Linked DNA regions of Homo sapiens: region 1 is linked to region 2. A link is an interaction called in ENCODE POLR2A ChIA-PET data of the cell type or tissue named here. Cell type or tissue: Panc1. All regions are shown on one strand. Each heading gives the region's core, and the rest is flanking DNA. Links, peaks and the distances in the headings are about the cores only.

Region 1 (6,580 bases), core at 1-5,000, 88 kb before region 2:
AACTTGGGTTCCAAACCTCAACTTCTATATATACTCTTTCCAGAAATGGTCTACCTGAAAATGCTCCTGAGGTTAAGAGGTCACACTTGGGCTGGGCGCAGTGGCTTATACCTGTAATCCCAGCACTTGGGGAGGCCAAGGCGGGAGGATCCCTTGAACCCAGGAGTTTGAGACCAGCCTGGGCAATAGAGTGAGAGCTTGTCTCTAAAAAAGAAAAAAAATTAAAATAATAATAATAGGAGGTCACACTTGGCTCCTCTTGCCTCTCTCCTCTTTCATAAATGCCCTTCCTGGCAAGATGGGGTGGTTCACAGCTGCACTCTTTTTATTTATTTATTTTTGAGACAGAGTCCCGCTCTGTTGCCCAGCCTGGAGTGCAGTGGTGCAATCTCGACTCACTACAACCTTCACTTCCCAGGTTCAAGTGATTCTCCTACCTCAGCCTCCTGAGTAGCTGGGATTACAGGTGCTTGCCACCACCACCTGCTGATTTTTGTATTTTTGGTAGAGATGAGGTTTCACCATGTTGGCCAGGCTGGTCTCGAACTCCTGACCTCAGGTGATCCACCTGCCTTGGCCTCCCAAACTGCTGGGATTATAGGGGTGAGCCACCGTGCCTGGCCTCGGCTGTACTCTTAACACTTTGGGAGGAGGAGGTGGGTGGATTGCTTGAGCCCAGGAGTTTGAGACCAGCCTGGGCAACACAGTGAAACCCCTGTCCCTAAAATAAATAAATGAATGCCCTTCTCCCACCTTACTAAAGAAAGGTGTACCCCTAACCTACCCTGAATCTTAGCAGAGGGTGCTACCCCCAAGGTGTAAAAACCTCTGGGCACCAAACCAAAGAATAATTCAGGAATGTACAGCTCTCAAGGGAAGAGTTCCCAGAGAGTTGAGACCCCTTCTCAGATTACTTAGGTAGGAGCATGTACTGGGGTTTTATTTCAAGTTTCACAAAGAAAGAAGCTCCTCAGCAAGTCAGTTTGAAGACTGCTTTCTTGGTAGAGATAAAAGTGATACAATGAACTATGGGTTACAGAGTCTCAGCAGCCAGGCAGCTGGGGGGAAACCATAACTTTCCAGAAAAAGATTACTCAAACATTACATCAGGATTGCTGATTACGTCCCGGAACAGACTGTAAACTACCTCAGCCCTAAAAGTTCTCTTCCAGATTAAGTTTGGGACAATTTGCTTTCTCAAGACCTGAAAAAAGAGAGCTTTGGTTAAAAAAAAAAAAAAGAAGAAAGAAAAAGAAAAGAAAAAAAAATGGCAGCTGTTTAATCCAGATGACAAATTGCTTTTTTTTTTTTTTTTGAGACAGGGTCTCACTCTGTCACTCAGGCTGGAGTGCAGTGGCGAGATCATGGCTCACTGCAGCCTCAACCTTCCAGGCTCAAGTGATCCTCCACTTTAGTCTCCCGAGTAGCTGGCACTACAGGTGCACGCCGCCATGCCTGGCTAATATTTTTATTCTAATTTTTTTTTTTTTTGTAGAGACGGGGTTTCGCCATCTTGCTCATGGCTGGTCTTGAACCCCTGGCCTCAAGCTATCTGCCCACCTAGGCTCCCAAAGTGCTAAGATTACAGGCATGACCCACCATGTCTGGTCTGCACAATCGTTTACAAGTTAGTCTGATTTGGCTGATTGGTTTGATAGTAAGGAATGGCTTTGTCATTAAGTTATAGAACAGGCACTTTCCATTAACCGAACAAGCTAAATGAGCTGTGCCAAGATTCTGAAGCAATAAAAATAGATTTAAATTACCAGGGCGTGGTGGGGGGGGGGGCACCTGTAATCCCAGCTACTCAGGAAGCTGAGGCAGCAGAATCGCTTGAACCCAGGAGGCAGAGGTTGCAGTGAGCCGAGATCATGCCACTGCACTCCAGCCTGGGCGACAGAGCAAGACTGTCTCAAAAAAAGAAAAAAATAGATGTAAGCCATGTGCATAATGTATAGTACACCAGAAATCACATTCTTTGCACCTTTTTTTTTTTTTTTTGAGACGGAGTTTCACTCTGTCACCCAGGCTGGAGTGCAGTGGTGTGATCTCGGCTCACTGCAACCTCCGCCTCCTGGGTTCAAGCGATTCTCCCGCCTCAGCCTCCCAAATAGCTGGGATTACAGGTGCCTGCCACCACACCCAGCTAATTTTTTGTATTTTTAGTAGAGACGGGGGTTTCACCATGTTGGCCAGGCTGGTCTCGAACTCCAGACCTCAGGTGATCCTCCCGCCTCCGCCTCCCAAAGCGCTGGGATTACAGGTGTGAACCACCGTGCCCGACCCCTCAGCTCTCAGCTCAATGTCGCTTCCTGCAATGTGTCCATTCTACACAGGGAAATGGCGGAAGGCAGCAGGTAAAAAAAATCACAGCCTTTCCTCATACTGCTTGGCCTTTTTTTGTTTTTTAAATTCTGAAGAAAGCCATCTCCAAGCACTTCCACCTACATTTCATTGGCTGCAATGTGTCACCTGGCAACCCTTAGCTGTAAGGGAGTCTGGGAATTCTAGTATTTTGCTTTCCAGTTTCTCTAGTAGAAAAGTGTGTTTCTCTAGTAAAAAGTGTTTCTCATGTGTGTAAAGTGAGCAAAGTGATAAAGCATATATTCTAAAAAGTAATTTGGGGCTGGGTGCAGCGGCTCTTCCCTGTAATCCTAGCACTTTGGGAGGTCAAGGTGAGAGGGCTGCTTGAGGCCAGGAATTTGAGACTAGTCTGGGCAACATAGTAAGACTCTGTCTCTACAAAAAATTAAGAAAATAGCTGGGCATGGTGGCACATGCCTGTAGTCCTAGCTACTTGGGAGGCTGAGGCAGGAAGATTCCTTGCACCCAGGAGTTTGAGGCTACTATTGTTGCCCCACTGCACTCCAACCTGGGTGACAGAGCAAGACCCTGTCTTTAAAAAAACTAAATAAATAAATGAAAATAAAAATAAAAAGTAGGCCAGGTGCAGCAGCGCATGCCTGTAATCCCAGCACTTTGGGTGGCCAAGGTGGGAGGATCGCTTGAGCCCAGGAGTTCGAGACCAGCTTTGGCAACATGGCAAGACCCCGTCTCAATTTAAAATTTTAAAAACCAATAAAACTAAAAAGTAATTTGGAAGACTGTGAGGTAAACCAAATAATCAACTAACAAAGTAGTTACTTAAAAAAACAAAACAAGCTGGGCGTGGTGGCTCATGCCTCTAATCCCAGCACTTTGGGAGGCTGAGGCAGGCGGATCACGAGGTCAAGAGTTCGAGACCAGCCTGGCCAATATGGTGAAGCCTCGTCTCTACTAAAAATACAAAAATTAGCTGGGCATGGTGGCGCACACGTGTAGTCCCAGCTACTCGGGAGGCTGAGGCAGAAGAATCGCTTGAACCCGAGAGGTGGAGGTTGCAGTGAGCCGAGATCGTGCCACTGTGCTCCAGCCTGGGCGACAGAGCGAGACACCATCTCAAAAATAAAAATAAAAATAAATAAAATTAAAAAACAAAACAAGGCTAGGCTCAGTGGCTCACGCCAGTAATCCCAGCACTTTGGGTGGTCAAAGCAGGAGGATTGCTTGAGGCCAGGAGTTCAAGACCAGCCTGCACAACACAGTGGGACCCTGTCTCTACAAAAATAAATAAATAAATAAATATAAATATAAATATAAATAAAAACAAGCCCTCCAAAAACCTTTGACAGTGTGTAAAGCTATGCAATTTTCTAATCGTGTTAAAGTAAAAGCAGTTCACAAACAATTCAGACTATACAGAAATAAAAAGTAGTATATATGGCCTAACATTACTTTGTTCTTAAAATTTTCCAGTGACTTTTCTTCCCACTTCCAACTCCAACTGCCCTATTCCAGAATGTCAAATGATTGTGACTTGCAGGTTTTCTAATCAGCACGTAAGTCGGAAATTCTAAAAATACATTTTAAATTGTGGATCACACCATTACATGACTGTCTATAGAGCCATTTAATTTTGAAGGCAAGTTAATTTTAAAAATAGTTACACACAAATGTTCAGTTGATTACGCTTAAGACAGTTTTATTCTGGTGATTCAGCATGATTTTTTTCAACAAATTAGGTACTTTGTCTGCTTTGTGGAACATTGGCAGTTTCATTTCCTGTTAAGGAAGCTATCATCAGAACTCAGATAAACCTTTGCCTTTACTATTTGAGTACTGAAAATAAACAAAGAATATAAAACTCACATATAGGCTGGGTGCGGTGGCTCACACGTGTAATCCCAGCACTTTGGGAGGCCAAGGCAGGCGGATCACTTGAGGCCAGGAGTTTGAGACCAGTCCGGCCAACATGGTAAAACCCCATCTCTACTAAAAATATAAAAATTAGCCAGGCATGGTGGCACATACTTGTAATCCCACTTACTTGGGAGGCTGAGGCAGGGGAATCACTTGAGCCCAGGAGGCAGAAGTAGCAGTGAGCCAAAATCATGCCACTGCACTCCAGCCTGGGTGACAGAGCGAGAGTCCGTCTCAAAAAATAAAATAAAATAAAAAATAAAACACACGTATATACTTGGGGACAGAAACATCAAATATGTTTTCTGGATGATTTAAAGGTTTAGAAGGGGATTATTTATTCTAACTGAAAAAAAAATCTTTTAATATGAATTATTTATATGGAAGACTTCTTTTTGAAGCTGTTGTGGCTGATGCTGTTGGATTCATGTCTAACTTCTTTCATTTTATAAAACAGAATCATATCATCATCACAATCTGTACACTCCCACCTATACTCTTAGGGGGCAGTCTGGGGTGGTTCCTAGGGTAACAGGCCCAATTATCCCAGTATACATTGCATACAGTACCCTAACAACTTTTAGGAAAGGTTTTCATTATTAGTGCTTTGTTTTAGAAAAAGTCCAAAACAAGCCCTAATGAAGAGTCCAAAGGATAAGGAAGATGAAGAGAAAGAGAAAGCACTGAAAAGTAGAATCACATGATTTGCAAGTAGGACAAGGAAAGCGAGCAGGAAAAAAAACAGAGTTGTCAGAACCTGTGGGGAAAATGTGCTGAACAGCAAGGGCTGAGAAATGAGCAACATATTAAACTTTTTTTTTTTTTTTTTTTTTTTGAGATGGAGTCTCACTGCTGTTGCCCAGGCTGGAGTGCAGTGCCGACATCTCAGCTTACTGCAACCTCCATCTCTTGGGTTCAAGTGAAGCTCCTGCCTCAGCCTTCTGAGTAGCTGAGATTACAGGCACCCGCCACCATGCCCGGCTAATTTTTTGTATTTTTAGTAGAGACGGTTTCACCATGTTGGCCAGGAACTCCTGACGTCAGGTGATCCACCCGCCTCGGCCTCCCAAAGTGCCCCCATTTCCTTTCATTCGTTTGGAGAACTCCTCTACTGCTTGCATGGTTACCTGGTACAATGATCAGTCATGATGCCCTGCCCCTCTCCAAGACCATCCCAAAGAGTTGGCTCAGGGCTGGGCAAACTGGGCCAAGCCAGGATTTCATGGCTAACACTATTTCGCAATAGTTCGCAAGCTGGAGGCTGTAGCCTGGGACTGTTGGCTGTCATCTTCCTTGCCTTGAGGGTGCGCCTGCTACAAAATGCAGCTGAAGGGTGGCAGAATACTCTATGCCAAAATATGCCACCATGACGTAAGGATTACTTCAAGCTAAAGGCACTTGAAAAACAGCAGATACAAGAAGGGCATTCTAATCTCCCCTTTGCTTCCTGCAAACAGGAGAGAGAAACTCCCATGTGAACATGCCCTCCCTGTACCAGGAAAAAAGTAACATTCTTCCCCGGGGAGTCACAGCTCTGAGAATCCTGTACAAACATACTTTGTGAAACTAATTCTTACCTTCCTTTAACAAACTCCCCACATAATTTAGTTACTTTTCCACAACTGCCTCTCTTTGTTCAACCTAATACAAAAGCCTGTTGGTTTTGTCACTTCTTTGGGTCTTCATTTCCTTCCCAGGGCTCCTGAGTCACATAAAACTTACATTAAATTAGTACGCTTTTCTCCTGTTAATATACTTTATGTCAATTTAATTCTCAGGCTCAGCCAGGACACTAAGAGAAGAGAGTTTTGACTCTCCTGCACATTCAAGACCTGTGGGAATCTGAGCCAAGCATTGACATAACAGCGCAGCAGCAGTTTATGATCTCTCTCTTCCTTTCCTTTCCTTTTTCCTTTCCCCTTTCCTTTTCTTTCTTTCTCTCTTTTTCTTTCTTTCTTTCCTTCTTTCTCTTTCTCTCTCTCTCTCCTTCCTTCCTTCCTTCTTTCCTTCCTTCCTCTTTCCTTTCTCCCTCCCTCCCTCCTTTCTTTTTTTTTTTGATACAGAGTTTCGCTCTTGTTGCCCAGGATGGAGTGCAGTTGGCAATCTTGGCTCACTGCAATCTTTGCCTCCTGGGTTCAAGCGATTCTCCTGCCTCAGCCTCCTGAGTAGCTGGGATTACAGGCACCCGCCACCATGCCCAGCCAATTTTCGTATTTTTAGTAGAGACAGGGTCTCACCATGTTGGCCAGGCTGGTCTTGAACTCCTGACCTCGTGTGATTCACCTGCCTTGGCCTCCCAAAGTGCTGGGATTACAGGCGTGAGCTACTGTGCTCGGCCCTT
Region 2 (8,276 bases), core at 1-5,000:
CTCCTGGGGAGCAACTCTCCCACTGAGAACCTCTGATTTACTTGAGTAAGTATTACTTTCTGACATCTCTCACCATCTAGACTTGAAGAAAATCTGTATGTTTTAAAACCCATGGCCTCAAACATAGTGAGAAACCAGAACAATCACTACTAGGCCGGGGAGGTGGGAGTTGGAAGGAAGTGGACTTACTGAGAAGTGGCACAAGTGAACTTTCTGGGGTGAAACAATCTTGATTGGGGTATGGGTTATTCAAGGTATATACATTTGTCAAAGCTCAAATTGTACAACTAAGACTGTACAACTTAAAAATCTATGTATTTCACTCTATGTAAATTAGACTTTTTAAAAAATCCATCAGCTCTAGCACACCTAATCCATGCCAAGCTCATTCCTAAGGAGCCAGCCACACACCTGACCATGGTAAGGAACTGGTATAGATCTGTGTGATGGAAACCCATGGGAGGAGCCTTGGTAAAAGGTCCCCAGGTAGACATGGCTGAAGCTGATGCACTCAACATCTTGGCTGATTCATCTTCCTTTTTAGCTTCAAAGGGGGCTCCTCCTGGTGCGAGATGACCCCACCCTGCCTCAGCATGCTCACCACCTTTCCCTCTTAACAGTAAAAAGGAAGCTGGCCAGACCAGATGTCATCACAAATGGCCATCTTCGACACTGTGTGCCTGCCAGGTGGTTATCATAATTTGTTAGGGCTCATATTGAGTATTCAGGCCAACCTATTCAAAATCAGGATTTAAGAAGGGAAAGGCTAAGATGGGTAGAATCACCCCAGGACAGTGTAAGGGCACAAAGAGGAGATGAACCTTCTTCAATCTTTTGTCTCCCCAAGGAAGAACAATCCAGTTCTTTGAAGAAACACAATCAACTTTCAGGGTCTGGGACATAATAAAAAAAAATCTCTAGCCTTATCAACTTTCCTCCTGTTCGCACTCTGGATGGGTTGCTTTGTGAGACATGAACACAAAGGTATTCTCTCTCCATGAGGAGTCCTGACCCATTATGATATAATCGGACTGAATATACCTCCCAAGAAGTGAAATCTCCCCCATACTTTTTCTTTTTCCCTTTTTTTTTTTTTTTTTTTTTTTGCGACAGAGTCTCCCTCTGTCGCCAGGCTGGAGTGCAGTGGCATGATCTTGGCTCACTGCAACCTCCGCCTCCTGGGTTCAAGCCATTCTCCTGCCTCAGCCTCCCAAGTAGCTGGGACTACAGGTGTGCGCCACCACATGCGGCTAATTTTTGTATTTTTAGCAGAGACGGGGTTTCACCATGTTGGCCAGGATGGTCTTGATCTCTTCACCTTGTGATCCGTCCGCCTCGGCCTCCTAAAGTGCTGGGATTACAGGCATGAGCCACTGTGCCCGGCCTCCCCCAAACTTTTTCTGATGCAGGGCTGTAATCTCTAGACTGCATGTACCCACGCCCTGAGCACTCCCTTTCCCAAGTGATAGTCCTTGAGAAGCCTTGTTGCCAGGTACACTCCCTGGTCAGGGCAGATGAGTTGGCTCAGAAAATGAGTACATATGCACCTGCCAAGAACTGATTAGATATGGTCTACTTTGCATTATATGAGTTAGGCTTGCTCAATCAAAGTCAAGCAAGCTCTGTTAAGAGCTGAATCTCCAATTAGTGCTAAGTTACAGGCTAGATCAAAGGTGGCATTTCTTTAGATCCAGCCCCTCGGGAGTATACCCTTCAGTTACTAAATGCCTTTCTTGGCATTCAGCTAGTTGGGGGTCTCAAAGTAAGGACTCTAATGTGTTGGCTTCTCTGAGGTTTTGAATACAGCTGTAAGACCCATAGTCACAGAGAAAACGAAAATTTGGCTTAAAGGTAAACTGGTGGCCCTTAGCTTTGCAAACCTCAGAGGGAGTGTCATTGAGTTTTCTCACTCTTGTGGCTAACTCTTCTTTCTTTCTGGTCTGATCCTACTCCCCAGCAAAGTATCAAGGTACACTCTATCTTGGACCTTAGACTCTCTATGTCTCAAAACTTTTGTTTCGCACAGCCCGCAAGGGGCTTGTCAATGGAAACAGAGCAACCAGTATTGGTGTTGGGTTAGATGAGGCCCTAACAAGAAGTGTAAAGGGGTAGGCTGTCATCATCTTAAAGACATTTGGTTCTTACTCTGTCTCCACTGAAGCTTGCGAAGGACTGATGTTGGCAAAACAAATCTGGTCAGGCAAGCAAGGTTATATATAACAATTAGAAGAGGTCAACCAGGGTTTTATTTCAAAAACAAATATTTACTGCACACCCACATCATGTCAGACATGGTACTAAACAGATAAAACACATAAGCAGACAAGGTCCCTGCTCTTATAGAGCTTCCAGGAAGCTTATGAATTTAATCAAAGACTCAGGCCACAATTTAAAAAATAAATTAACATTCAAAAAAAGATTCAGGGCCCAGCACAGTGGCTCACGCCTATAATCCCACCACTTTGGGAGGCCGAGGCAGGTGGATCACAAGGTCAGGAGTTCAAGACCAGCCTGGCCAACACACTGAAACTCCATCTCTACTAAAATACAAAAATTAGCCAGGCATGGTGGCATGTGCCTGTAGTCCCAGCTACTCGGGAGGCTGAGGCAAGAGAATCGTTTGAACCTGGAAGGTGGAGGTTGCAGTGAGCCAAAATTATACCTCTGCACTCCAGCTTGGGCAACAGAGTGAGATTTCATCTCAAAAAAAAAAAAAAAAAAAAAAGATTCAGGCATAAGATTGAGTTTATTAGGAGGCTGAAGTGGGAGGATCACTTGAGGCCAGAAGTTTAAGACCAGCCTGGGCAACATAACAAGACTCCATCTCTACAAAAAAAAAAAAAAAAATTAGCCAGGTGTTTGGGGCATGCCTATGGTCTCAGCTACTTGGGAGGCTGAGGTGGGAGGATTACTTGAGCCCAGGAGGTCAAGGATGCAGTGAGCTATAATCGCGTCACTGCATTCCAGCCTGAGTGACTGAGCAAGACTCTGCCTCAAAAAATAAAATAAAATAAAAAGATTGAGTTTATCAGTCAGCTCCCTCAGCTTTAAAGGTAGATTCTTAGACACAGTTTACCAAGACATGAATCTGGTAAGGTCGTAAACAAACAAATCATAATGGGTGTCCAGAAGGCTAAACTGTTCTTGCTTTGCAAATAAAAGTACACTGACTGCCCAGAATTCCATAGCTCTGGGATCATGTTGTGATTATGTTCCAGTAAAACTGCCTTAAAGACAAATAAAAACCTTAAGCTAAATAAGTCACCCTCAGAATTATTCAGACTCTCATGAATGGTGGGGCTCAAATACCTAACAACTTGCTTTCTTTTTCAACTTTATAGAGAATCTAGTGAATACTCTCTCCCATTTAAAAAAAGGGTGACTCTTTTCTCCCACAATTACAGAACTATTATCTTATTAGACTTCCATTTATAATATATGCCAGCTTCATGATAGAAGGCTTTTGCAGGCCTGTGTACACAAGAGGTTTCAGAATCACCTGGGGAGTTGTTTTTTTTTTTTTTTTTTTTTTTTAAGACAGAGCCTCGCTCTGTCGCCCAGGCTGGAGTGCAGTGGTGCGATCTTGGCTCACTGCAAGCTCCGCCTCCTGGGTTCATGCCATTCTCCTGCCTCAGCCTCCTGGTAGCTGGGACTACAGGCACCAGCCACCACGCCTGGCTAATTTTTTGTATTTTTAGTAGAGACGGGGTTTCACTGTGTTAGCCAGGATGGTCTCAATCTTCTGACCTCGTGATCCGCCCACCTCGGCCTCCCAAAGTGCTGGGATTACAGGCGTCAGCCACCGCGCCTGGCCCACCTGGGGAATTTTTTAAAAGCATAGATTCTAACAGCTTCCCCCAGAGTGTCTGACTCTGAATCTAAGAGGGGCCCAAGAATCTATTCCCAAGATAAGCAAAGTTTTGAAAACCACCATTCCACAAACATATGCTTAGAGAACAGTTATTCAACTTAAGTTTGTATAAGCACTCAAACATACTTTTAAAAACATTTGAAAGTATAAAATGAAAACTGTCCTAAATATAAAAAGAAACAGAGTGACTGGCCACCCACTAGAGAAATTATGACATTTATTTACATTCAAGAAAATCTCTCCCGTCTTAAACAAAACACAACAAATACCCTCCACCCCTAATTCCCTCTCTAACAACTACCTTACCCTTCTACCAACTTCCATTGACAAATTTATTTTAAAAGTAGACTATGGTTAGAAGGCAGAATAGTGGATACCCTTAGCAAGCTGGGTAGTGACTAGAAGGGCCACGAGAAGAGCTTCTAGAGTGCTAGTATGTTTAGTTTGTAAAAATTCACTTATGCCCCGTTTACTTTCCTATATGTATGTTATACAAATGGTCTCAGACTTACAAATGGTTCAACCTTACATGGTGCAGAAGCGATACGCATTCTGTAGAAACCGCACTTTGAGTACCCATATAACCATTCTGCTTTTCACTTTCAGTGCAGTATTCAATAATGTACATGAAACATTCAATAGTTTATTATAAAATAGGCTTTGTGTTAGATGATTCTGCCCAACTGTGGGCTACTGGAAGTGTTCTGAGTACATTTAAGGGAGGGTAGGCTAAATTATGATGTTTGGTAGGTTAGGTGTGTTAATTTTTGACTTAATGATATTTTCAACTTATGATAGGTTTATCAGAATGCAACCCCACCACAAGCTGAGGAGCATCCGCATTTAAGCACAAAGTCAAAAAGGCAGATTCTGTTTGCTTTCTCAATTTTATCTCCTCCTCCCTTTACTACTAAATGCACCTAAAACCTTTCTTCCCAAGACCACCAATAGCCTCCCAGTTGCTAAACCCCACTGGACATCTGGCATCTTGGTTGCACCCTGAAACTGGTGACTACTCTACATCTTCAACCCCTTTCTTTGGCTTACAGGATTCTACCCTATCCCCATTCTAGAGGCTTTCTAGGTACTCTCTCCTCCCCTTTTGGGCCTTCTCTTCCTCTGCATAGCTCTTCAAGGTTGATGAGTCATGGAGTAGTCTTTAACTCTCTCCTCTTCTCACTCCAGGGCAATTTCATTAAAATCTAATTCTTTCTTTTTTTTTTCTTTCAGACAGAGTCTCGCTCTGTCACCCAGACTGGAGTCCAGTGGCCTGATCTCGGCTCACTACAATCTCCGCCTCCCGGGTTCAAGGGATTCTCATGCTTTAGCCTCCCAAGTAGCTGGGATTACAGGCGCCCGCCACCACGCTCAGCTAATTTTTGTGTTTTTAGTAGAGACAGGGTTTCGCCATGTTGGCCAGGCTGGTCTCAAACTCCTGGGCTCAAGGGATCCACCTGCCTCAGCCTCCCAAAGTGCTGGGATTATAGGCGTGAGCCACCACACCTGGCCAAAATCTAAGTCTTTAACTCCCACTCATATGCTACTGATGCTCAAATCAGTATCCCTAGCCTGGGCCTCTCCCTAAGCCTCAGGCTTGTGTGTTTCCTGTGTTTCTAACTCCCTGAGGGACATGTTACCAGGCTTTTCAACTGCTACTTCAAACAGGCTATATCCAAAGGTGACCTTTTTTTTGGAGTGATGGAATATATTATTTCTATTTTCCATGTAAATAATTTAAACTCTCTCTATGTAAGTATATATACACTTACAGTATCTTACCCTTCTACCAAGTTTATATATATGTATATAAACTATATGTATATATATACTTATAGACTTATACATACTATATATACTTAAAAATATAGTTTATATAGTTTAAGTATATATAATACTTTATGTATTTCTATATATAGTTTACATTTATATATTTAAAATGTATGACATTATGCTTTCAACTATCTTTCTCCAAAACTGTTTTTATGAGATTCTCTACCTTATTTAATGATCCTACAAGCCACACAAAGGACAACATAAAAGCAACTCTTTAATGATAAAGAATGAAAATAAATTTTTTTTTTTTTGAGACAGAGTTTTGCTCTTTCACCCAGGCTGGAGTGAAGTGGCGCAATCTCGGCTCAAGACAACCTCCGTGCCCCTGGGGTTCAAACGATTCTCCTGCCTCAGCCTCTCAAGTAGCTGGGATTACAGGCAGCCACCACCACACCCAGCTAATTATTTTTTTTTTTTTTGAGACGGAGTCTCGCACTGTCGCCCAGCCTGGAGTGCAGTGGCGCGATCTCCACTCACTGCAACCTCCGCCGTCTCTCGGATTCAAGCGATTCTCCTGCCTCAGCCTCCCAAGTAGCTGGCATTACAGGCGCCCGCTACCATGCCCAGCTACTTTTTGGAATTTTAGTAGAGACAGGGTTTCACCATGTTGGCTAGGCTGGTGGTCTCAAACTCCTTACCTCAGGTGATCCACCTGCCTTGGCCTCTCATACTGCTGGAATTGGCCAAGGTGGGCAGTTCACGAGGTCAGGAAATCGAGACCATCCTAGAAACACAGTGAAACCCCATCTCTACTAAAAATACAAAAAATTAGCAGGGCATGGTGGCGGGCGCCTGTAGTCCCAGCTACTCAGGAGGCAGAGGCAGGAGAATGGCGTGAACCTGGGAGGTGGAGCTTGCAGTGAGCCAAGATCGCGCCACTGCACTCCAACCTGGGCGACAGAGCGGGACTCCGTCACAAAAAAAAAAAAAAAGTGCTGGGATTACAAGCGTGAGCCACCGCGCCTGGCCTCAGTCAACCTTTTCTGCAATAATTTCCATTCTGACAGCATTTTTCACTCGAAACAAAACTATTTTAATCTGATTCTAATTATTTAGGAGGTAAAAATCTGAAATGGGTTTTTTACAAAAAAAAAAAACAAACTATGAACACTGACAATACTTTTGAGATTATTCTTATTCTAAGTAACCAACACAAAAAAAAGAACTATGTGAAAGAACTCAGAATACAACAAAATGATGAAGACAATAAAAAAATTTTGTCAAAATCAGGCTACACTGTTGTCCTCAGTAACGTGTTGTAAATTGAATGAAAAATCAAGAGAAAGGCCGGGCGCGGTGGCTCACGCCTGTAATCCCAGCACTTTGGGAGGCCGAAGCGGGCAGATCACGAGGTCAGGAGATCGAGACCATCTTGGCTAACATGGTGAAACCCCATCTCTACTAAAAATACAAAAAAAAAAAAAACAAAACATTAGCCAGGCGTGGTGGTGGGAACCTGTAGTCCCAGATACTCAGGAGGCTGAGGCAGGAGAAAACCTGGGAGGCGGAGCTTGCAGTGAGCCGACATCACGCCACTGCACTCCAGTCTGGGCGACAGGGCAAGGCTCCGTCTGAAAAATAAATAAATAAATAAATAAAAATAAAAATCAAGAGAAATGAGTCCACAATTCTTGAAACGTCAAAAGAATACAGAATACTCTCCTCCATAAGGAGCATTCAGGACAGTATCTACATTTTATACAGCAATCTTTTATTTTTATATTTTTTATTTTTTGAGACAGAGTTTCACTCTTGCCACCCAGGCTGGAGTGCAGTGCCACAATCTCGGCTCACTGCAATCTCCGTCTCCTGGGTTCAAGTGATTCTCCAGCCTCAGCCTCCTGAGTAGCTGGAATAATAGGTGCCTGCCACCACGCCCAGCTAATTTTTTTTGTATTTTCAGTAGAGATGGGGTTTCTCCATGTTGGCCAGGCTGGTCTCGAACTCCTGATCTCAGGTGATCTGCCTGCCTCGGCCTTCCAAAGTGCTGGGATTATAGGCATGAGCCACCATGCCCGGCCAGCAATCCTTTCTAACATGTAGGGCCACACACCAAACAGAACAGAGGCTTTCTCTGGAAAGGGGGCTGGGGGGAGGTGGACAATAGCAACCTGACCAACTGTACTATTTTGACTTTTTACAAGGAAAAGTATTTCAGTATTACTTACAACATTTTTTTTAAATAGATGTTTTCTTTTCAAAGCAGTTACCTTGATAAATCATATATGGAGTCGGAATTTACTACAACTATTTATATAAATTTCATAAGTGAAATTTATTTTTTAAAATTTATTTTATTATTATTATTTTTTGAGACAGAGTCTCGCCCTGTCACCCAGGCTGGAGTGCAGTGGTGTGATCTCGGCTCACTGGAACCTCCGCCTCCCGGGTTTAAGCGATTCTCCTACCTCAGCCTCCCAAGTAGCTGGGATTACAGGCCCACACCACCACGCCTGGCTAATTTTTGTATTTTTAGTAGAGACGGGGTTTTGCCACGTTGGCCAGGCTGGTCTCAAACTCCTGACCTCAGGCCTCCCAAAGTGCTGGGATTACAGACATGAGCCACCACACC

The links. Peaks named below come from ENCODE experiments on the same cell type or tissue, not always from the same donor. Only the 100,000 strongest peaks of a DNase experiment are listed, where the experiment ranks them.
Region 1: POLR2A ChIA-PET joins it to region 2 with 5 read pairs; 7 of 35 experiments call an interaction of 5 or more read pairs at or near these places.

The regions. Positions count from the first base shown.
Region 1 is chrX:23,798,581-23,805,160 of GRCh38, forward strand. No RefSeq gene overlaps it. Among named protein-coding and RNA genes, the nearest start is that of SAT1, 19 kb to the left of the region's middle. In Panc1, for the core only: no CTCF peak of the experiment used is centred there; no DNase peak of the experiment used is centred there; H3K27ac peaks cover 1,561 bases.
Region 2 is chrX:23,886,147-23,894,422 of GRCh38, forward strand. The region is part of intron 1 of APOO (apolipoprotein O); the gene reads right to left. Among named protein-coding and RNA genes, the nearest start is that of APOO, 18 kb to the right of the region's middle. RefSeq lists a silencer at 1,256-1,433. In Panc1, for the core only: no CTCF peak of the experiment used is centred there; no DNase peak of the experiment used is centred there; H3K27ac peaks cover 4,112 bases.